Regions from separate parts of the Mus musculus genome. Here regions 2 and 3 are each linked to region 1. The links are chromatin loops, found by intact Hi-C in ENCODE. Cell type or tissue: left cerebral cortex. All regions are shown on one strand.

Region 1 (8,000 bases):
CCAGAAATATGCACATAAATAAAAAAATAGTAGCAATAATAAACCAAGTTTTGGGGAACCTAACTCAGTAGGACTTCTAGAAGTTAAGTCAGCCTGGTTCAAGGCAGTGCCTTCCCTGCCAGCCACGGCTGCTCTCTCAGCTTAGCAGAGCTTCCTAACAAAAATCCAACCCGGAAGTCCTCTGTGAGGTCCCTTCTCCTGCAGCAAGGGAATCAAAGACCCAACAGTCCCAGAATGCTTTACTTGAAGACAAGGAGAAAGCAAGCTAAGCATGGTGCGTATTCTCCTCTTCACAGCGATGGTTTCGTGTTAGATTTATAGATGAAGATGCATTGGCCTTCACGTGGGAGGCATCCTTAGAGTGTTTCTAAAATCCATCAGAGTTCTGCCACAAGAAGGGCTGTTTCCCTTGTCGAGTAAACAGCTGTAAAGAAGGTAACAGCCTCCTCCCTTCTCTCAGGCTTGTTTCTGAAGACCATTCCCTCTACAGGGCCCAGTACCTTGTCTGGCTCATGGCTACAAAGTAACAATTTGTGAATTATTTTAACAATCTACTTTCCCACAAACTTCCTTAGAAGAGTTTCTTTGGTGTCTGATGAGCTGAGTTCTGGGAGAAGAATTGGCTGAGAGGTGTATTTCTCTTTATGAAGTCTGCATCTGTCTGGAAAGACAAGCTGAAACTAGTTTTGAATATTTTATGACAGTGCTGGAGAAGTTGTCAGCCCGTCTCCAGTTCCATACTTGGCTGTGTTCTTGGGTTGGCTTTTGTTCCATCTGAGAGGCTGACACTGGAGTGTCTTTCTGGACACTGTAGACTGCTAGTGCAAGACACTTCCTGCCACCTTCCTCAGTAACCTTTGTCTAGTGTCCAGAGATTTTGGAGCCCACATCCCTTATCAGACACACTAGTGCACACTGTCTGGGGACATTGATGATGGCTGTAGCTTGCTATTTAACCATTAGAGGCCCGTTTTATATTACTTGGTTCCAGACCCTGCTTGGGGAAGGGTAGAGTCTCTCTCCCTCTCCCTCTCCCTCTCCCTCTCCCTCTCCCTCTCCCTCTCCCTCTCCCTCTCCCTCTCCCTCTCCCTCTCCCTCTCCCTCTCCCTCTCCCTCTCCCTCTCCCTCTCCCTCTCCCTCTCTCTCTCTCTCTCTCTCTCTCTCTCTCTCTCTCTCACACACACACACACACACACACACACACACACGGCCCATCACAGTGCCATTAGTAAACTGCCAAACTGTCTTCTGATTAATAGGTCTAATATTATGTTTGTCCTGCACTTTCAAAAATGTTCCCGGGAGGTGTTGAGGAGCCTTCTCTGGAGCTCCTTGTAAATGCTGCAGGCTGTTGCGTGATTGGGGTGAGGAAACTGAGGTCCTTAGAGGCACTGAAGTAGCTTTTGTTTCCAGATTCTGAGTGACCTGAACTTTATTTTGAAAACAATGCATTGAACTCATGACAGAATAGTCTTCGAGAAGACGCTCTGTTCTGATGGAGGGGTGGCAGCTAGACACATGGTGTAGGTCCATAGGAGAACATTCTCTAGTTCAGAGACCAGGGGGGGTGAGGGAGAGAGAGAAAGAGAAAGAGAGAGAGAGAGAGAGAGAGAGAGAGAGAGAGAGAGAGAGAGAGGAAGAAGGAGGAGGAGGAGAAGGAAGAGGAGGAGGAAGAGGAGGAAGAGGAGGAGGAGGAGGAGGAAGATGAGGAAGAAGAAGAAGAAGAAGAAGAAGAAGAAGAAGAAGAAGAAGAAGAAGAAGAAGAAGAAGAAGAAGAAGAAGAAGCAGCAACAGTAAGAGCCATAGCTGAGGTTGAGGATAGAAGGCTCAGGACATTTTCACATGACCTGGTGTGGAAGAGAGCTGATACACTACCTTTCTCTCACTGCTTTAATAATATCAAGATCCAGGGGCCCAAAGCAACATACATTTTTTTTTCTGAAAGATGTTTCTCTGTGTAGCCCTGGCTGACATGGAACTCTCTCTGTAGACCAATCTGACAGCAGACTCAGAGATTCGCCTACCTCTGCCTCCTAAGTGCTGGGATTAAAGGCGTGCATCACCAGCCACCATCACTTAGCACAACATAATTCTTTATTTTGCTGATTTACTTTGTACTAAATATCTCAGGCAGGGCAATCTAGAGGGAACAAAATAGTATTCCTTCACAGCCATAAGGTCTGGGAATGTGAAGGCTCTGGGGTTCCGTGAGGGCCTCCGACTCTCCTCGTACGGTGGGAGGCTAGAGAGCCATTCTCATACACTTGTCTTGACATGAATCCATTCAGGAGGGCCAAGCCTCCGGACTGGACATCTTCCCGAAGGTCACATCTCCTATCACTGTTGCATTATAGGGATCACATTTCTCATACATGAACTGGGGGATGGGGTGGGGGGGGGGCACATACAGGCCAGAGTACTCTTCTTATAATTATAATTATCTACCTCAGATGTCCAGTAGGGAGCCTTGGAGGCCTTAGGGGTTAAAATCACTATCTCCCATTGGATACTTCCCTGACCCCTGAGATTTGAATGCTTCAGCTTTGACTCTTGAACCTGCTTTTTCTCTCTCCTTTCCATGTGGGTTAACCCCAGTTCTCCGGTACATGCCCAGGTCAAACACTTCAGAGTTATCCACAGATCTTTTTTCTTAAAAGCCCACTCTGAATTCCAGTTGGTTCAACCTTCAGAATTACATTCAGGATCTGGTTATAACTGGTTGGTACAGTAGCACTGTAACTGGCTGTGTGTCCCCCTCTCTTGGCTCTGCCCTCAGCATGCAGCCAGGGGAGCAACTAGAATAGAAGCCTGACTTGTCTCTTGTCAGCTTACCACAAGTAGTTGTCTCACCCAGAGTAAAAGCCAAAGCCAACATGAGAGCCTGAGGGGAGCAGCCTGCCCACCCCACACTCACCAACGTGGTGCTCAGCTGTCACAGTCAGCATCCGGCCTGCTCTGGGAGGCAGAATCAAGGGCAAGGGGAGCCCTGGGTCCCTCTTCACCCTCTGCTTGCACCTCTTTCCCAGTCCTGCATGACAGTCAGGAGTCTGCTTCCCCCTGTGAGACTTAGAACATTGATAAAACAGAATCCTCCAAGAATTCCTGTTCTTCACCCACTAGCAAGCCTGCAGCCATTTCTAATCTCCCTGCTCTCTACCCAGTTAGGCCAGAAAATGCAGTGGCACCCACAAACTGTTGTTGAGGTTGTTTGATGTTGGGGAGGGCTCTGACGTTGTTGGTAAGAGGGAAACTGTAGGATGGGGTGGCTCCTGCTTTTCATAACCGTAGGGTCTTCCAACATCAGTCTGCTCGGTGGGTTGCACTCCCGAGGACTCTGTGTCAGCCACTCTTAAGAGCAACTGTTTTTGGGGGTTTAAATTTAACAGCAGGCTGGGAGGTACCGTTCGAATACCAAGTTTTTTCTTTAAAGGGGAACGAAAAGCAGGCACTTTGAAGACAGAGTGGCCCCTCTCCCATACACTACCTCATGATGTGCTTTGTACTGAGATGGTTCAACACATGGTTTCTGAGTGGAGCTAACACATTTTAAAAAGGAAGCGAATCCATCTGTAATCCTAGCAGGCGTGACGGTCACATGAGAACGGAAGAAATGAACATGCAAAGGCACGTCTTGTGAATTTGAGACCAGCCTCAGCAACATCGTCAGACCCCAGCTCAAAAGGAAAGGAGAAGGACCTAAGTTAGTAAACATATCAGATGATGAATCGGTTATGCACAGCCTACAAACATCTCATTGCTCCCATTCATCATTAGCACGGTCAATGGAATAACAAAAAGGGTTTCCAGGCATCTGGGGTGACAGTGGCCTGATGTGTTGTGTCTTGTTTTTGTCTGATAGGTCATTGCTTGCGAGCAGCAGTATGACTCGTCCTATGACGCTCGTTGTGACGTCTGGTCCTTGGGCATCACAGCCATTGAGCTGGGAGATGGAGACCCTCCCCTCTTTGAAATGCATCCTGTGAAAATGCTCTTTAAGATACCAAGGTAGGACACCAGGTGGCGCTCTTGACTCATCGGTGCTCCGTGAAACCGGTTTTGGAGGGAAGCTAGTTGGTATGCAAGTTCTCTCCGCATTTGAGAAAGCTCGATTGTGTAATATGTTTCCCTTTCAAAAAGATGAGGGAAAAAATTTAGAGTGGGGGTGGGGGCGTGAGGAGATACTAATCGCTACAAGATAAGTTCCCTGAGAAATGGCGAGAGCATGGGACAATTGCCAATTCACAGCACTACAATTTTTCTGAAATGTTCTTTTTTTTTTTTTTTTTTTTTGTGCTTTACACGAGAGAAACACAGATGTGATTTAGGACTTAACAACTGGTCTAAAGGCCGACGCTTTCTTTTTAAGTGTACTTAATGTAGCATTGGGGGAGCTTGAGGGGGCTCCCCAAAATACATATACATATGGTCATATCCACTCAGATCAGCAGTGACGTCTATCTGAAAGATGTCTCATTACCCATACATCCTTATTCCTCACCCCTCAGTGGGAAAGCCCCTTCAGAGGAGTCTCAGAAGTGATTTAGATGAGGTGTGCTGCCTACTCTGTGTGCTCTCAGGGTCTGCACGTGCAGGGTGGTTCTTTGCCAGCAGCTGAGCTGATATACGTTAGGAGGGTCAAATGGTGGGGAGCCCAGCTCAGCCTGGGTGCAGATTGATAGATAATTTGTATTTTCCAAACCGGCTCTTTCAAAGGAACACTCTGGGCCGTTGAATCGATGTCACAATACACGTGTTGACCTTCCCTTATCCGCACAAAAGCGCAGCTATCTGCAGCCTTTACACAGTTCTGGAAATTGCATTTGCATTTCTGATTAGGCCTATTTATATGCAGATGGGGCTCTCAAGCGTTGATCATCGTAATATTATCATTTTAGACCTAATCCAGATGTGAGCAAACCAACAACCAACATTCCGAAAACAGCCTCGCTTAAGCCGGGCTGGTTTTTCTGCTTTTTCCAAAACATAAAAACAAGTGCTCATGGTAGCAGCTGAAGCTTCCGGCTTCTTAATTAACAGTCTGGTGAGCAGTCGAAGGGACCTACGGATGCAGGAGCCGGCAGCAGAGAGAGCGAGCGAGCGGTGACATGTGCAGAGATGAGGAACCAGGCTGCAAGGATTCTCTGTGTGGTTCCTTGTGTTACAAGTGCTTGCTTGCTATGGCAACATAGTTTCCCAAATAGCAGAGAGTTTTACGAGATGTATACACTTTCAATAAGAGATTTCTTTGGGTATATTTATTCTTTCCCTTTTTAAAAGTGTGCGTTCATAGGCAGATGAAATGCTTTGAAAAAAAAAATCGCCTACGCTGATAAATTCCAGGAGGCTAAAGAGGTGTGTGCGTGCATGTGCGTGTGCGTGCGTGCGTGCGTGTGTGTGTGTGTGTGTGTGTTTGTGTGTGTGCGTGCACATGAGTGTATACCCATTGAGTCAATAGACCCTTCATCTCCAGTGATGAGCTAACTTCTGTGTCCACAGCCTCTGCTCTCTGATCATCTCTATTCTAGCACTCCACTCCCGTCTTGTATCTTGGGAGAAGTCTTTAGATCTAGATGAAGATAACTAACCCCCTTTCCCTACCTCGATGCAGAATGGCTCACAGAACAAGGGAACTGGAAGACATCCATCTTTATCCCAGCTATGCTGAGACTGTCACTCTTTCCTAGACTTCCTGCCTTTCTTTATTTTTTTTTTCCTGTTCGGATGCTGGATCAGATATCAGAATAATAGTTTGGCAGATTCTCTGTGCGATTATTTGGACTCAACATTTGCCATTGTCACAACTCTAATGGGCTGGCTTGCCATTCTTGGGCAGGAAGAAGAAAAACAAATGACGACATGCAGCCTCTGTACTAAGACGGTAGCTGCTCTCTTCCTAAGCCCTGGGAGAACTCTGTGGGTTTATATCAGTAAGTTAGTTCTTTAAGAATTATCCTATCGGGATCACTCAGTTCTCTTTGAAGGGTTACGGGTTGACTAGAGCTGTGTGACCATGCATGCCTATTCTCAGTGCTAAAAATGTATCATTTCCTCAGAAAAAAGCTCTTAAATGGAAAGTGATGAAGTTAAACACTTACATTTTTAAAAGCCTTATATTGCATTGATTTGTTTGTTTATGTATTGAGAAGGCATGGGAGGGTGTGTGTGTGTGTGTGTGTGTGTGTGTGTGTGTGAAGACATCAAAGGACTAGTTTCATCATTCTGGTTGTGGGGGTTGAGTTCAGGCTGTTAGGTTTGGCATCTTTACCCACTGAGTTAGTACACCAGCTCTCATTTACATATTTTAAAAATCCAGTTGAATATTGACTTTTATATTTCATAAGGGTGGGCCCCTCCCCTTGCCCTGCCCTCCCTTCCCCTTCCCTGCAAATAACATTAATGACAAAAATTCTTGATTCTGCTTGACTTCAGTTTCCTTTTCTTTTTCTATTTGGATGTACTTCCAATGCACTGGAATTTTCTTCCATTAAACAATGAGGTCCATTTTTTGGTCCCCTGGGATCTGAAAAACTGGAGGCTTCCTTCCCTGAATTTCCCTACTGGCCTCCCCCCTTGCAGTTATTTTATTCTTGGAAATAAATTGAGTAAGTGACTAAGTGGGGGAAGAGAGGCAAGGCTTGACTGAGTCATGGAAGGAGTGACTTTCAGAAGTTACAAAGAATGACCTTGTGGCTGCTGGAGGTGAAAGCCTCAGATGTCAGTTCAGGCAGTAATTACATGGGCTCCCTGGGCACTGTCAGAGCCATGGAGCAGGACCTGTCTGGCTATGGTTGATCTGCTTGCAAGCAGGTCTCCTCTCTGCTTCCTCCCACCTTCTTCTGTCTCCTGACCTTCACATTGCAAGATGACAAACAGCAATTGTGACCTGCCTTTGAAATACTGCGTGACTCACACTTCTTCCTACGCTGCAAACACACAAATTATCTGCTGATTGGCACGGCATTCACTGTTTTCTGAACCTGTCAGCGTGTCATCTTGTCTAATGCCTTTGCTCCAAAAAAAAAAAGTCACCCCTGACTGCCGATGCTTCTGCTGCCTCCCCACCCACCCCCCAGAGTTAGAAGAGGGAGAGGGAAGTTGTTTCTCTGAGCATCTGTAGATTTCATGCTTACATGTTGTTTTTTTTTTCAGACGCCATTTAAAATCCCAAAGGCTTGGAAGGATCATATATGTATGTTTGTGATGTGTATACATATATATGATATATCTCATATATATTTCACTTTAGAGGAGATCTGTTTCACAGTTATAATTTCACAGATCAGTAGGGTTAGGAAAAATGTACAATTATTTTGGTCTCTAGGTAATCTAGGTATCTTTCTATAGCTCAGAGTCTTTAGCTAATGACTCCCTTTGTCCAATGTAGACAGGTTCAGAAAGGTGATAGGGACCTTTGTGGGGTACAGTGTGGGTTTACTACACAAGCATTGAGAACAACACTGTGCATGTATTTACTTGGGCCCAATGAAGGATGGCTCTGATCAGTGTCTCATGACCAACTTCATGCTTTCCACATTACTCTCTGTAGAAAAAAAGCAAAAGAAACCCCCACCCCCAAGATTCCCAGTAGAAACTTGCCTGATCATTCCAGTCTCCAGAGCTGGTGACTGCCTTCCCCAGAGAGCTTTCCCTGCAGTGAACAGTCTCAGGAGAGGAGAACTTGTGACCATCTCTGCTTCATGTGTCCATCACTAAATCCAGGTGTTCCAGAATCACCCGCTCCCAATCGAGTGAGTTTTTCAGGGTTGTCACAGCAGAGAACCAGAGATTCAATGAGTTTGAACAATCAACACTTATCCTCTTATGGTCCTGCTGGACTGAAGTCCAAGGGCACAATCCACACAGAGCTTAGGAGACTCCTTCCAGAGTCTCCTCAGAAGTTGTTCTGGAGGTTTTTGGAGGAGCCTTGCCTCCAGTCTTCTGTCCTTCGTATCCCTCTGCCCTATGTCTTCTTCTCTATTTCTTCCAGGGACATGAGAATC
Region 2 (8,000 bases), 530 kb after region 1:
TCTGCATCCCTTCATCTACCTACACAGAAGCTGTTCTGTGTCGCTCCTCTGTCACTACCAAAGCACAGGGCAAAACACCCTCCACAGCTGCCATTCTGATATGCAAATATGCGAAATTGTGTTTCTCTTCGAGTTTGCCAGTTCCCAGACAGCAATCTGTTCATTGCTCAGCCCAGCTCTCACTCCGTGTGTTTTATGAGCAGAATCCTGCTAAATTGCCCCTTCCTGGGTACCAATCATGTGGAGTCATACACTGCCCACAGGTCATCAGTCCCTGTAGTCCTGGCAGTGGCCGCTGGGCTTCTATGGCGTTAACATGACAATTTTGCTAAGTAGCAAAGCAGACTACACAACGAAGGGGTTGCCGTGTGGACTGACCCCTTATCTGATCTCTTCAGGAAGGAGCCAGACCTTCCAGGTTATGGGCAGGGAGGGATAAGGCTGCACTCGTCCGTAGGAAGAAAAGTGTCCCTGCCATCATGAGTTGCTTACTGACGATAGTTCAGAATCAACAAAACCCAGATGAAATGCATAAAGGCTGGTTCTATGAAGTAAGCCGCTACTGGTTTGATTGATTGGTTTTAGCTGTAGGTATCTGGTTTGGTGTTTGGTTTTTGCAGAAGCCCACTTTTCTGCTGCCTGTGATGTTTTCAAAATGCCAACTTGCCTGCAGCAGATTCTGACTCAGACTGTGACTGACATGGCCAATAATTTCCCATGTGTTTTCCTCCACTGTGTTGAATTTATTTACATTCGCTTTGGCGGCATCCTCAGGATCTTATTCATTACCTTCCATTTGAGCATATGCCCCAACAAAATGAAGAAGGCAGACTGATACCAGGAACAGGAGTAATGGGTATATTTTTTTAAAGGTCTCAAATCTGTACCTCACCTGTTAGTAACTGCCACACAACAGACATATTGATGAGGCAGAAATAGAAGCCACATTAACTGTTTGTGAAGTTATTTAATTCAAATCAGTAATGTTTTAAATTTTCCTCCTCCTCTTCCAGGAAAATGTGGGAAAATAAGAGGTTGAGGCAGGGGATTTGCACATGCCAAGCAAACACTTCCTGACAAATACTAACACCATGTTCCCCACCATAAACTCTAGATCTAATAGTGAATGGATGCTATCATACCAGACCTGCTCCAGGCTCTACCACTGAGCTACATCCCTCAGCCCTCAAAAGCTGGATTCTTAGCCCAACTGAAAGGCAAGCCTATGGTGATGGCTGAGATGTTACCAGAAACTAAGGAGCTAACTGTTCCAAGAGCACACAACGAGAAGAGAGCTAGTGTGAATTTCTGGGGTATGAACTTTTGAGAAGTGCAGGAATTGTATGAATTAAGTCATGCATGAGTTAAGTCAAGCTAAAACGTGTTTGTCAGAGAGGAGATCATCTCTGTTTCTGCTCACTTGGATGTCCCTCTTACCATGGAGTTGATTTGTGCTGCTGCTGCTGCTGCTGCTGCTGCTGATTCCCTCAGTCATATCAGAGCTAGAGTTTCCAAGCTGTCATCATGGACAAGGGACCAGCAGCTCTCCAGGAATCTTCTGCGCTTCTGGCAGCAGATTGGAACGACTGAGGCACCCTGACTTGTGGATTGAGTAACCACTGGTTGTCAACTCGAAGAGAGAAACAGCCACTGTGGGGCTACTTGACGCATTCAGCCCCAAGGATCAAGTGACTACCGAGTTTTCAGCTCTCAGGTGTGATTCTTCTCTTGTTACTATTTTAAGCTGACAGATTAAATTTACATATACTATTTTACATATACTATTTAGATTTATATATACTATTTTATATACTATTTAGATTTATATATACTCTTTTGACACATTTATATATGTGTGTATATCCAAATTTATACACAAACACACCCATATATACATTTATACATATATATACATACATACATACATATGTGTTTCTCTGTGTCTCTGTCTTCTGTCTCTCTCTCTCTCTCTCTCTCTCTCTCGTGTGTGTGTGTCACTGTGTACTCTGGTCTCACTTTCTAACTTATTTCCTTAAGACAGGGTCTCTAGGAACCTGGCACTAGGCTGGTAGCCAGCAAGTCCCCAAGCTCTTTCTGTGTCTACCTCCCCAGTTCTGGGGCTACAGACTCCTGCAGCAATGGGTTGGCTTTTTATGTGCATTCTGGAGATCTGAACTTGAGTCTTTGTGTTTGCCCAGTGAATGACTTCACCCTGAGCCATCTCCCAACCCCTAAGCTAAAACTTTGGCATCTGAACATATCAGTACCATGAAGGAGATTATTAACTGCCCAGCAGGATAAGATGATTATCAACAAATCTAGTTCTTATATTTATTGTCTTGTATTAAATATTGATTCTTTGCATTAGCTGCCAGGCACTCCAGTACATACCAGCAACATGCAACCAACTCTGCTGCACTCCCTGCTCTTGAGAAGTCATGTGACCACACCTTTCATTTATTTAACTATGGACTCGTGGGGTCTTTGAAAGATACTATAATTGGCTTATTAGCAGCAAAGAGAGACGTGGTAATTTATTTTCAATTTTTAAACAAAAATTGTTATAAAAAGGCAGGTCCTTGAGCAGTATAGAATACATAAGAACCCAAGATAAATACATAGTTACCACTCAGAAGTCCATAGTATAGCCCCTTCTCTTATCATCCCAGACAGTCCTATGTGGAGGAATGCACTAATGTATACTTTATTTTTAAAAAATCATTTTATATGCCTATAGGCTCAGTCTGTCTTCTAACTAGCTCCCTACCTCAGTAATTATCTTCCTTTTCATTAAAAGAAATAGTCTTCTCCTAAATCTAATATTCTAGCAACCATATTCAAGTTTCTCCAATTGCACCAAAAATGCCATTTACAAGCCAGGCACAGTGGCATATCTCAGCTACTCAGAAGGCTGAGGCAGGAGAGTCACTGGGAATCAGGGATTTAAGACTAGTCAGGAGAACACAGCAAGATCCCAGCTCTCTCTCTCTCTCTCTCTCTCTCTCTCTCTCTCTCTCTCTCTCTGTGTGTGTGTGTGTGTGTGTGTGTGTGTGTGTGTGTGTCTACACTGAGGCTGGAAGAGGGTGCTAGATCCCTTCGAGCTGAAGCTATAAGCATTATAGACAGTCTATTGTCGGTGCTGGGATCTGAATTCCCATTGACATGACTGAGCAGCCAACACTTTTAACCCGTAAGCCTCCTTCCTCTTCAGCCCTAGGAATTTTTTCAGATTGGCCTTCTGTTAGCTTTTTGTCAATGACAAAAAAACGACTTAAAGGAGAAAGAAAGATTTGTTTGGCTTGTAGTTTCAGTCCATAGCTGTTGGCTCCATTATTTTGGCAAAGCTGTTCATCTCGGGGCAGCTGTGAGGCAAAGAGAGAAAGTAAGCGGCAGGGTTCTACTCCCTACTTTAAGGACAGACTCCAACTTCCTTCTACAAGGTCCATCCCTTCAAGGTTCCTCCACCTCCACAGGCTAGGGACTATGAAACCTCTGGGCTTCACTCCAGATCCCAATGCAAGCTCTTCCTGGTATTTCTTAGTTTTGTCTATGGGTATCTCTTTCAGTCCAGTCTTCTTAATTTCATATGATTCTGATTCCATATGGCGAACTGGTCAGCTGTCGGGAAGAAAGGTCCCCGTACTGTATTCCCCTGGCTCTTTAGAGCACCACTCATTTGCTCCTCTACCTATCCTTTAAACTAGACTATCTAACTGGTGGCGTGTTGGGTTAACTATGAAAAACCATTTGGGACTAGAATACTTCAGAACCCTTAATAATAGCTCACACTGCAAAACACCAAAGACAGTCAACACCTGGATGGGACACCATTACTGAAAGTCAAACTATAGCATGGGGAGGAGACGGGGCAGGGAACACTGAGAGGGGTGCAGTGGGGCAACAGGCAAAATTCCAAGGAAATCCAACCCCTGCCCCTCGCTCCTGCGTAGCTCCGTAGTGTTCTATCAGGACGAGAAGAAAAACAACAAAACAGTAACCGCTTTTATTTCAGGGAACACTGCTCTTTATAAACGTGAGCTGAGAATACCTGATATTCCAACCCCAGAAAGGCACTGTGAACTATCCTCAGGTATACAATCTTATTAAACAAGACCTAAAACAAAGCAAGCGCCAGGCGTGCTCGGCATCTGCTCCCTTCCTCTCTGGCCTCTGGTCACCAGGAGGCGCTGCGACCAAATACCCTTCTGCGAAGGTAGAAACGCGCCGAGATAAGTCTTGTCTGCTCCGGGGCCCCGTAGCGAGCCGTCGCGTTCCGGGCTGTCTTTCCGCTTTCTCGCGCTCCCTGCCTCCGCCCGCTGCGCTCTTCCGATCGTTCCCTCCGGCTCCCGTCAGGGGGCGCTGTCTGCGGCGTGGCAGCGGCCGTGGCTGCCGGGCGACGATCTCCCGGCGGGCTGTGCGGCCCGGCTCGGGCTGCTGCAAGTGCCACGTCCCAAGAGCTACGCGGAGTCGCCAAGCGGGCGGTGCGCGAGGCGGAGCAGCGCTGAGCCGGCCGGGTCGTACGGATCGCCCGCCGCCATGGGCTCCTCGCAGAGCGTCGAGATCCCGGGCGGCGGCACCGAGGGCTACCACGTTTTGCGGGTAAGGCCCGGGGGGACGCCGGGGCGGCCAGGCCCGAGTCCGCGGAGCACCCTGGGCGCGGCTGCCGGCGACGTGGCCCGGGACCCACCACCCTGGCTCCTGGCCCTCCGCACGGCCTCGCCGCGCACTGGCCTGAGCTTCAGAGTTAGGAAGAGCAAGGGGCGCCGCCTCCAGAAGGAGCCGGAACCCGTACCTGTGTTCTCGGGGAGGGTGACGGAGCCACAGGCTAAGCGGAGATGTCACGACCGGTGTCGGTTCATCTCGGCTACCCCTGGATGCTTGCAAGGGCCACCTGGACAGGGAAAGGAGCACGAACGGCCTCGGGCTAGATTTGACAGACTTAAATTTAGTTGATTTTTGATAGGACTTTTCCGTTCCGGGTCGCTCCTGACCCTTCCAGATCTCTCCAACATTTCCTGGAGGAGAGGAACTTCCGTTCTTCTTTCTAAGATGAAATAGTCGGGGAGATTGAGGTTTAGGTCCGCGGAGGAGAGTTTCCAAAATAGCCAGGCTTGATGAGGAAACGCAGCGCCAGACACCAGGGGTCAAAGACACATCCGCCTGTGAACGGTCCTTTCCTCGTGGAACCAGGAATGTGGTGACACCTGTGTGAGTGCTAACATGGGCTGTGAACAGAGTGGCCTCAGTCTGCATCGCCATTTAGGGACAATCTTCTCTGAGAGTGTGCTTGCTTACCTTCATTTTCTGCCCTGGGTCGCATGTTCTGAATGAGATAACGTTTTAAAATAGCCCAGATACCTGAACGATAGGACTGTGATTGGTCACCTGGTTGTCGGGATTGTGGTTGTCTCTCCATTCCACTCAAAAGAGACTTTTGAAGCCCTTGTTTTTCCAGGGTGTTTCTTCATATGCCATATTACTTTCCTATTTCCTTCAGCTAACCAAACTCCTAAATCCCACACTAATAGGAAACACAGGAGAAAGAACTGCTTCATCCCGGGTTCGTAGGAAAATTAATGGCGATGCTTTTTCATCTGGTCTGATTCTGAGTTGACTCATGTGAGGTGTATTATCCTGTTACTTGCAGATTCTGAGTGTGGCCATGAACCCTTAGGGAGCTGCAGTATTTTTATTATAATAAACACCCAGGGAAACCTAGTAAGACACATTAGTGTTAATGAGTAGGAAAAAAAAATAGTCTTTAGGGTCTTAGATGGATCTTCATGTCAACAGAACTTCAGTTTAATGAGCTCATTCCTATGGAAGACAGTTGAAGTATGTCGTCTTCATAGGTGTGCTTCGGAGGATTTCTGAGTGCACACATAGTTAGTACAGGTGTGTTATTACTCTCTTCCTTGAGCTTTAGAAATAGTAGGGGCAGCCCCAGTTACCAGTCTGCATCTGGAGCACAAATGTTACAAAATATGAAATCATTGTATAGAGGGTATAAACCAAGGGAGCTTTAGTGATTATGTCATGAAAGCAAATGTTTTTAAGTTTTTAACCCTCTCTCTCCCTGATTTTGCCACTCATTGCCTTACCTCTGTTTTCAGAGAGAAAAAAAGAGTTCTCTCCCTCCTATCCGTTGCTTCCTAAGGCATGGTGGTACGTCCCACTACAGACCCCGATCTTGTGAGCCAATGTGTCTATAGCAGGAAACTTTTGAGATAAACTCACCCATGTTTGAACTGATGTAATTTCACTTTCTGTGGTAACTACCAGTTTGCTGGCCGTTCACTTGTTAGTGGTAAAAACACTATTTGCTCTTCTGATGCCCGTATCTGCTGCTATCTTACAGGAATCCACATAATCAAGTAAACTTGGAGAGATTATTTTCAGTACTTACTGCTCAGCTCTGCTTTACAATCTTTGGGCAATCGGAAACAGACCCAGCAATTACTCTAAGCAGAGTACTTTATCTTCTTAGGTGCTATGAATTTCTGTCTTCCTGTCTGTTCTCTTAGGTGGCGTATACGTGTTTTTTTCTGCCTTCCCGCATGGTTCGGTGCAATTGTGATCCCATTATATATTTACTGTTATCCCCATTGCAGAGGTGACTGACCACGGCAGGGTTTCTCCTGCGGTCATTCAGTGTGTTTTATGCAGAGAAGCATCTCTTCCCACACCTCATCTGCTTTTCTCAGGTTTTTGCTTCTTTGTGTAACTGGTGGAAGCATATGATACCTACTGTGACTGTGATGTTTCCTAACAGGGCCGTGAGGTTCACTGCATTGAGCTTCATAGGAGAATGTGGTTAACTAGCACCTCCTGGTGTTGAGCACGGAGTTTTCTGGTCTTTAATTCTTCAAAGGATATGTTCAGACCCTTAAATTCTTTTTGTTTCACTTGAATTATACATTCCAAAATTACAGACTTAACATTCTGTAAGTACTGATCTTCATTTTACTAAGTTGCTGTGTTTTCTGGTTATCCGTTCTTTATAGAACACTTAAACACATTTCAAGATAAAGTTTCATGAAATTGCACTGTCTAAAGGTAAATACTGCTGGAGTTTTTGTCTTTATTTTCCTGTGCTTTCCTCTACCCCCTATATATATGCCACAAAGGTTTTGAATGCTGTGGCATAATGAAGTTGAGTGTGGGCAAAATATATATTAGAGTGGGGTGTGGTCAACCACACCCATAATCCAGCACTTGTGAGGTAAGGCAGGATTGCCAAAAGTTGAAGACCAAGTTTGAGTACAAAATGAGTTTTAGGCTACTCTTAGTTACAGACTGAGACCCTGTTTAAAATCAAGAACAAATAAAGATAGATTAGTCATACAGCCTAAATAATTAGCAGTTTTATTTCTTGGTAAGTAAATTGGAACTAATTAATTAATCAGAAAGCTGTACTTTCAAGGAAAAGTTTATCAAACACCCTGAATATTTTCAAAAGTTATTTTTTAAAAGTGGGTACTTAGGCCGAAGAGATGGCCCACTGGTTAAAGTCACATACTGCTCTTGGAGAAGACCCGTGTTCAGTTCCCAGCATCTAAATTGGATGGCTCACAAATGCCTATAACTTTAACTGTAAGAGTTATACCTCTGGCCTGTGCAGGCATATGCACATACCACTGCCAAAGTGAACTCTGTAGTACACACCTTTATTCCCAGCACTCTGGAAGCTGAGGCAGGCAGATCTCCGAGTTTAAGCTCAGCCTGGTCCATATTTTGAGTTCCAGACTACTTGTGTCACAGAGTTTAAAGAAATGTTACTTTTAAAATCCAAACAATAGGCTAGAACTATGTATCACTTTTTACAGACAATGTGTCCTTAGGGCTTCTAGGTTTTATAGAAGTACTATAGGCTGCCTCCTACAGTCCCTGTATGTTGAATGCCAGATTCTTGCTTCCATTTGACATTTGTTATTAAGTGAGTCTAACAAAGCCATTCTCAAAAGTTTCATCTTTAGAGTGGTCTCTTAGATGGCCATTAT
Region 3 (8,000 bases), 91 kb after region 1:
TAAATAGAATGAGACGATGCCCCGTTATCTAGTAGACAGAGCCTTTGCATCTGTGTGTCAATATCATAACAATTCCCTTTCAGACTTGTGTGCTGCCTCCATGAGAACGAGATGTGGAGGGGTGTTTGTGAATTAAGGCTACGTTCTCAAGGTCTTCTTGTCCTTCCCCTAAAAATCCTCCCTGTGCAGCTGGAGGTGGCATCGTGCTGTTTAGCATTCCTCCCAGGCACGCTCAGCTTCTCTCCTGTTGATCCCGTGGTGTGCAGTACCACCCACTCCAGTCTTACTGAGAAGACTAACTAACTCATCATCTTCCCGGATGTCTCGCCCATCACTGTAGCTTATTTGGGTCGCCACAGGAACAGACTCATGTGTTACAATCTTCCTCACCTGATTCTTTCTCTTTGATATTCATGCATTTTTCTCTTACCCACTCTGTGATTTAAAGCCAGACCCTCTCCAACACAGCAGATGATCTTGTCACTTGTTAGAAGACTTCCTTCGCCTATACATGCTAACATCGTGTGACAGATAGATATCCTACCTTTAACTGCTTCCCATTCCACTAGGGACATGATTTCTAAGGCTACCCAAAAGACTCTGTCTGCAGGCTTCTTCTGACGGCCTCCCCTGAAAGTCTGTCCCAAGGAGGAAGGTTAGAGGTACACTCTGCTCGTTTCCCATTTCACACGCCGTGGAGTTTTTCATGCTGTCACAGACTGCATTTGGCTTTGCTCCTGAGTCTGTGTGTTGAAGCCTTGGTAACAGTTACCTGGCAAGGAAAGCATGCCTATTTTATCATTTCCTTTCTTCCTCTTAAAAAACAAACAAACAACATATTTGTATGTGGTATGTGTATGCATGTGTATGTATGTGTGTGTGTGTGTGTGTATTTATGTGCATATAAAGTGCTGGCTGAGGCCAGAAGAGGATGTTAGATCCCTTGGAGCTGGAGTTATAGGCAGTGGTGAGCCATCGTATCTGCATGCTGAAATCAGATCTTGGGTTCTCTGTAAGAACAGTAATCGTTGAGCCCTTGGGTGGATCCTGGACTTACCAACACCATTCTCATTCCTTCTGAGGATCCAGATCTATCTGTCTCCATCAGCCCTCAAGGGACACATGGCTACTTTATTTTAGGGGTTTTTATGGTCCACACTTAAGTCAGAAGGGAAGAAATCACCAGGGTTACCAATCAGATAGCCCTCTTGAGTTCCTTCTTTTCTGGGCAAGCAGTGACATAAATGTGTTTTCCTTTGGCAGTAGTTACACGGACCCATGAATAAACATGCGATCCAGGGAAGATTGCTCATGGGAAGACAACAGCAATCTTTTGTGAGCCCCTGTGCCTGATTTTGTATTGTTGCTAGGAAAAATTATAGGCTATACAAACCACCCTGGACCTATAAAAGTCAAATGATTGATTTCTCCCCATGGCAAGGTGGAGGTGGTATTTATAGTCTTGCGGCCATCAGTCTGGAGATACTCTAGGCGTCGCTGGCCTTTCTAGCTGCAAGCTCCGGTTCTAGGAGCCCCCAAGGCAAGGCATCCACCAATAGACTGACGGGGGAACGGGAATGTTACAGAATATTCTTCAGGACTAGAAGGTGAGGGAAAGCCATTTTGAAGTGAAAACTAAAAGCTCCCTGTGTATCTGACAACTGGGGATTGCTGTGAAGAATTGGGCTTAAATGCTCTGTCAAAGGTGCTCAGAGGCTGCTAACTTTCCTACAGCCTGCCAAGGCTTTGGGTTGCTGCTGCCATGCTACTGAGGGACAAACCACAGCTGTTGATGGCATGGAGTGGGCAGAAGGTCATTCTGTGCTTATCCTGAGCCTCCTGTGTCAGCTGAAAGATGTTGCAGCTTCCTCCTCTGATGCAGGGCAGCTACTCGGGATAGAAAGGCAATGGTGGTTGGAGCGGTTTTCATCAGATCCCATTTCACTAGGGATTTCCGTGTGTGGAGTTGTTGTTTTCTATGGATGATAGGTCATTTAGTCCTAATGAGAAAGCCGTTCCGCTGGGGTGGCTCTAACCAATCCACTGCAGAGGGGCTCAAACAGATCCCGACTTTTACCGTTTTGCATGGACTTTCTGCTCCCCACTTTGTATAATCCTATAGCAATTCACCAGAACTACAGTGCCAGTCATCTTCAGTTCTGAGACCTTTCTGTTCTCTCAGAAAACACTAGAAGCCAGTGGCCGCACGCTTCTCTGTTGCTTGCAGGTTCCTTTCTCTCTTTGTAAGCTTCTAAATGCATCCCCCAGGCCCTCCACTCCACCGAGTTAGAGCAACTCCTATAAAAGGGTTAGTAGAGGTGATACGTCACAGTTCTATAGGTTCCTAAGATAAACTCCCTTCTCTTAAAAATGCTTTCCTAAGTAGTCTACTTTTCCAGTGTTTCAAATATTTCACAGTAAATTGAGAGTAAAAAAAGAATTGAGTTTTTAATATTTACTTACAACAGTCTAAAGTAGATTTCTGATGGTTTAACTGATTCAATTCATTGAATTTTTCTACTTTCTGATACATATTTCAAAGGAAAGAGCTGCACGGGGCTAATGATCACGTTCATTACCAAGCCTTCTTCCCTCCTCTCTCCTATATTATATTCCCAGGGACAGAGAGTGTCTAATGTTACACTTTAGAATTATTTGTTGTTTTTTTGTGAAACAGGTGTCTTATTAAAGATTTTGAAAAGCGGCCTTCGGTCACCCATCTCTTGGACCACCCATTCATTAAAGGAACTCAAGGCAAGGTTTTGTGTCTGCAAAAACAGCTGGCCAAGGTGCTCCAGGACCAGAAGCATCGAAACCCTGTTGCTAAAACCAGGTATGGTTCTCCGTGTCACTCTGATTTCTTTCTCTGGGTGTTTGTAAGGATGATATGATTGTGCTTGGGCTTGCCCCACATTTTAATCTGTAACAACCACATCCTTGCATTTTGCAGCGTTTCATTTGTGTGACTTTAATTAAGCATGTCCCGTGGACGAATAGGCAGGATTCAGAAACAAACTGCCTATTCAGACCCCTGTGACCGGTTTCTCTCAAATGGCTGAAATCTCACGGTCCTCGTGTTCAGCTGAGTAACTAACTGCAAGCTGGACAGTGGTGGCCCGTACCTTTAATCCTAGCACTCAGGAGGCAAACGAAGGCAGAGGCAGGTGGATCTTTGTGAATTCTAGGCTAGCCTGGTCTACAGGATAGCCAGGACTAAACAGAGAAACCCTGTCTCAAAAACCCAAAATAAAATAAAATAAAATGTAACTGCAAAACAGTCATGTCTGAGATTATGTGAAAAGTCTTTAATTGGCTATTGCAGAGTGGAGAGCTAACATGGACTCTACGAACAGGCCGTGGAAAGAGTGTATGTTAAATGCTCAAGACTGTTTCGATGGCCTCTGAGCCCATTCTCTACTGAATCCGTAGACTTATCTTAGTTTTATTTTCTCATGCATTTTGTTTATGCTAGCTAAAGCAGCCAGGACTCCTTCTACATGGCTCTAACCTTCTCCCCCCCACTTTTTAAAGGACATATAGTTGTTTTTTTTTTTTAAGATGCTTATTTTTAGGGTGTGGGAGCAAGTCTTTAAAACTCTATTCTGTGAGAATCTCTATGAAACAGATCTTTGATTTCTGTCCAGAGGGTGGCAGAATTTCTCTTTAAGGAAGAGAGAATGTAATTGCAGACATAGCTCCCCTACTCTGCAATTACTTGGCTTTTAAATTCTGGCCAGGATGCAGATAAGCACCAGTCCAGTATTATTAAAAGAACATCCAGAATACCGGAGGTGAGGAAGATAACACAGAGTAAATCAGGTCCGGAGATAGCCCTGTATTGTGCAGAAGCCCGTTTACAAACCAGAAAGCCAAAGCCAGACTTACCAGAGATGGAATGTCAAGGTGACTGTGTTGTGCTGATTTTTTCTCTTGTCACAGGTTTCTGCAGCAAACATTTTCCTATCGGTTCTTACTGCCATGGCTATTTCTGTGTCTGTGTCTAGCTGACAAGGCAGAGAGACCCATTCTTGTGACTTGGGGCCTTTTGAAGCAGTAGAAACTTGTGCTTGAGGCCAGGAGAACCAAAAACCCACTTTCCTTTAGTTTCTGTACATCAGCCTGCCCCACACATTCACACACACTACCAAAATGAGGACGAGATGCAAACACCCAGACATCCAGGCCCTTAAGCAGTTAAGTCAGACCCAGCTTCTCCTGTCTCTGTTAGATCAGAGAGCTGCTCTCCAGTGGCTTCGAAGCCAGTTCTCGGACTTACCAAGCACCATACTTCTGCTCATTTTTGCCTGTGCAGTTCTCCAGTCTCATTTTAAACACCTATTTCCCCCTTAGAAAATCATGACGCCGCCGTGCACGCTCAGGCCCTTGCTCTAATTACTCTTTGCCAACTCTTTTGATGTTAGACGCCTGGTAGGTGGCAAAGGCTTCTCACAGGGCCTTTGTAATCTCCAGTTTCATTCTGTACTTCATGTTCTTTTGAGCAGTCATTAAAAAAATACAACCTCACAAATACGTATCAAAATGTTGAACAGCCCCTTCCTTAGGAGGTCAGAAATAAATTCCAAAGGGAACACGGTGTAATTCACACTTCCTCTTAACAGCTAGCCAGGTGTTGGCTATATAGATGCTTTCTGAACCCACCAGGAAAAGCTCTCAGCTGTCATTTGCAGCTGACTAGCCAATCTATCGAAAGCTGTGAGTTTCCAGTGAAGGTGGAGAAAACAGAGACTAACAGAGGCGAGAGCAGGGACAGATGGGAAAATAGCCCCCTCATTTCTTTCCAACGATGCTCACATACCAGGCAGGGCAAACCAATGATTAAAACCATGGGCTCTGCCCGATTTGGGCTGTAGCTCGGCCACTTGCTGAAGAAGTCATTTAACTGTTTATTCTTCTGAACTCTCTTCTATAAGATGGGAGTTGTTTTGATTTCAGATTGAATCTACACATAAATGATTAGGATGGCTCTGCCTACCTACAGTGTTAGCCATCAATAAATGTTGGTCATAGAAAAATATCTGTGCATAGACTGTTAGAGTCCTTCACTTCTTTTTAACACTATAGTCTTAGTTAGGATTTCTTCGGCTCTGATGAAACACTCTGACCCAAACCAACTTTGGGAGGAAAGGGGTTCTCTCACTAGCACCTCATTAGCACTGTTCATTACCAAAGACAATAATGGCAGGAACGCAAAGAAGGCAGGAACCTGGAGGCAGGAGCTGATGCAGAGGCCATGGAGGGGTGCTGCGCACTGGCTTGCTCTTCATGACTTGCTCAGTCTCCTTCCTCATAGCACCTCAAACCACCAGCTCAGGGGTGGCACCACTCCTAATAGGCTGGGCCCTCCCATCTCAATCACTAATTAAGAAAATGCCCTCCAGGGTTGCCTACTGTCCAATTATATGGAGGCATTCTCTTAACTGAGGTTCCCTCCTCTCAGATGACTCTAGTTTGTGCCCAGTTGACATAAAGCTAGCCAGCACAACTCCCTTTCTTTTGCCCTTTATCTGTGAAAATCCATCTCCTTAATTATCAGAGAAGATCATTAAAATAAACAGTACGGAGGCACCAAATGTTAAAAGTATTGATTTCTATCTTTTCCTCAAAGTCAAATTTATTCATTTATTCTCTGTAGAAACATTTACTTACGTGTGTAGGTGTCAAGCCCTCAACTGAGCAGAGCAACTGCAAAGGCAAACCAGATCTGGTTCTTGATAAGATGCTAACAGTCTTTGTACCATACAAACAAGAATCAGGTAAAATAGCGGTTCTCAACCTGTGGGTCTCGACCCCTTCACCAACTCGCTATTTCCAAAAATATTTCCATTATGATTCATTACAACAGCAAAATTATGGAGTAGCAATGAAAATAATGTTATGGTTGGGGGGGTCACAACAACATGAGGAGCTGTATTAAAGGGTCACAGCATTAGAGGTTGAGAAGCACTGAGACAAGAGAAAGAGAGGCTGTGGTCGGTCTGGCCCCGCCCCGGGAAAGGGCACCTGGCTTTGGGATGCCTGGGGATGTCCAGGAAGTGGCTGAGCTAGGATTTAAACCTGCCTAGCCTGTGGCTTCACATTTTCCTGCCTGCCATATAACCACCACTGTCAGAGTCCTGAGAGGCTTCATCCAGCAACAGATGGAAACAGATGCAGAAACTCACAGCCAAACATCAGGCAGAGCTCAAGGAGTCTTGTGCAAGAGTAGGGGATAGACTTGGACAAACTAGAGGGGTCAAGGGCACCCTATTACCCTGGCCCAAGAGAGCTTACAGAAACTGAATCACCAACCAAAGAGCATGCAGGAATTGGATCTAGGCTCCCTATACATTTATAGCAGATGTACAGCTTGGTCTTCATGTGAGTCCCCTAACAATCGGAGTAGAGGCTGTCTCTGACTCTGTTGCTTGCCATTGGATCCCTTCCCCCTAGATGGGCTGCCTGGTTGGGTTTCAGTAGGAGAGGACACACTTAGTCCTACTGAGACTGGATGTCCCAGGGTGGAACAGTACCTAGGTGAGCTTTCCTTCTCTGAGGAGAGGGTTATAGAGGGAGGGATTTGTAAAGGTGGGACTGGGAGGAGAGGGGCACAGGGGCCTACAATTGGGATATAAAGCGAATAGATAAATAATAAATTTTTTAAAAAGATAGGGAAGGCTTGAAAAGATGAAGGGTAGGGATTATATGTAGAGGAGACATTAAAGATAGAAGTGGGAGTTATAGTGGAGTTATAGAAGAGAAATGAATCAAGGATCTAAAAGATGATTGGTTGGTCTTAGAACAAACCTCAATGCTAGAAAGACACATACAGGTGAGATTAGAATATTCCAAAAATCTGAAGGAAAAGGAGGTAATGTGAGAAAACTCATGTTGAATGGCCTTTAGCTTTCCAAAAACTACTAAGGTATCAGGGTGGGTAGTGGTGTTCGGTCCAGGGAGATGCTAAGCCTTTGGAAGTGTCACTGTGAGGAATGTTATTCAAATATAGCTATGACTTTTCAGAAGTACAGAAGACCCAGGGACAGGGTGACTCACTGATACTCCAGTGCCGTGAAGTGGTTAGTAGAGACGCAGAGAACCGCACAGCACGAGAGGCTCCCAGCAAGAGGGCTGTCTCCACCATTCCTTTGGCCATCTGTAAACTCTAGTTACTCTTGACCACAAAGTGTAGGACAGAGAAAGCAGATTTGGAGGTCTGACAGTGGCTTAGTAACTCGGAGGCTGCGTCTAGTGAGGGGCTGGTTGTTGGCGTGAAGAAGAAACACAGGTTCGGTGGAGTATGGAGAACAAAGGGGGCGGGGTGGGGGGGAGGGGCGACTGAGGTCCTGGGAGCGTCGGAGAGGACCTTAGAAACAAGACAGAGCTGTGCTCATGGAAAACTTCAGTGAGATAGAAATTCACGTTTTCTTTTAACGTACTGACAAGTTGTGGATCCCTCAAGTAAGAGTAAGAAGAGGTAACAGTAAGAAGGGAAAGCAAAAGGACCCAGGTGCTGAAGAGGAGGAGGACAGGGAGGAGGAGGAGGAGGAGGAGGACAGGGAGGAGGAGGAGGAGGAGGACAGGGAGGAGGAGGAGGAGGAGGACAGGGAGGAGGAGGAGGAGGAGGACAGGGAGGAGGAGGAGGAGGAGGAGGAAGAGGAGGAGGAGGAGGAGGAGGAGGAGGCAGAGGAGGAGGTAGGGGTGTGTGAGTGAGCATAGAGGAGAACGATAAGGGAGAGCAGAGGTAGGAAAGGCAGAACTGAGCAGAAGGAACCACCTTCCCTGCCACTGTGATCAAGGGCTGTTAAGTTTAAGCCTCTGGCTGACACAGGCAGCAGCCTCCCTCTCTCTTAGTTGAGTCTGTAATTCTTACTGCTATGGGGATATGACAGGCACCCTACCGAGATGCTGCCTAGGAACCTATAATCCTCTCTTCCGAAGCCTGGAGACACTAAGCAGTCAGGGATTAAAGATAACACATTCCATATGGTGAACACTCATTA

The links. A loop is a pair of places that touch in the nucleus more often than their neighbours do. Peaks named below come from ENCODE experiments on the same cell type or tissue, not always from the same donor. Only the 100,000 strongest peaks of a DNase experiment are listed, where the experiment ranks them.
Region 2: a loop joins it to region 1, with 2.8 times the contacts of the local background. A loop is called at or near these places in 2 of 42 quality-filtered maps.
Region 3: it touches region 1 in a loop (5-fold over the local background); 15 of 42 quality-filtered maps call a loop at or near these places.

Annotation. Positions count from the first base shown.
Region 1 is chr2:70,122,988-70,130,987 of GRCm38, forward strand. Myo3b (myosin IIIB) reads left to right here. Exons shown (of 35, transcript NM_177376.4): 8 at 3,860-4,005. Among named protein-coding and RNA genes, the nearest start is that of Myo3b, 88 kb to the left of the region's middle. In left cerebral cortex, a CTCF peak has its summit at 4,011 (motif pointing right); DNase peaks (open chromatin) are centred at 4,012 and 4,970; H3K27ac peaks cover 1,984 bases.
Region 2 is chr2:70,657,162-70,665,161 of GRCm38, forward strand. Gorasp2 (golgi reassembly stacking protein 2) reads left to right here and starts at 4,348. Exons shown (of 10, transcript NM_027352.4): 1 at 4,348-4,599. The coding sequence starts at 4,537. In left cerebral cortex, CTCF peaks have their summits at 4,269 and 6,861; DNase peaks (open chromatin) are centred at 630 and 4,269; H3K4me3 peaks cover 2,019 bases; H3K27ac peaks cover 1,318 bases.
Region 3 is chr2:70,214,338-70,222,337 of GRCm38, forward strand. Myo3b (myosin IIIB) reads left to right here. Exons shown (of 35, transcript NM_177376.4): 10 at 2,678-2,833. Among named protein-coding and RNA genes, the nearest start is that of Myo3b, 180 kb to the left of the region's middle. In left cerebral cortex, a CTCF peak has its summit at 3,647 (motif pointing right); DNase peaks (open chromatin) are centred at 268, 1,211 and 3,685; H3K27ac peaks cover 278 bases.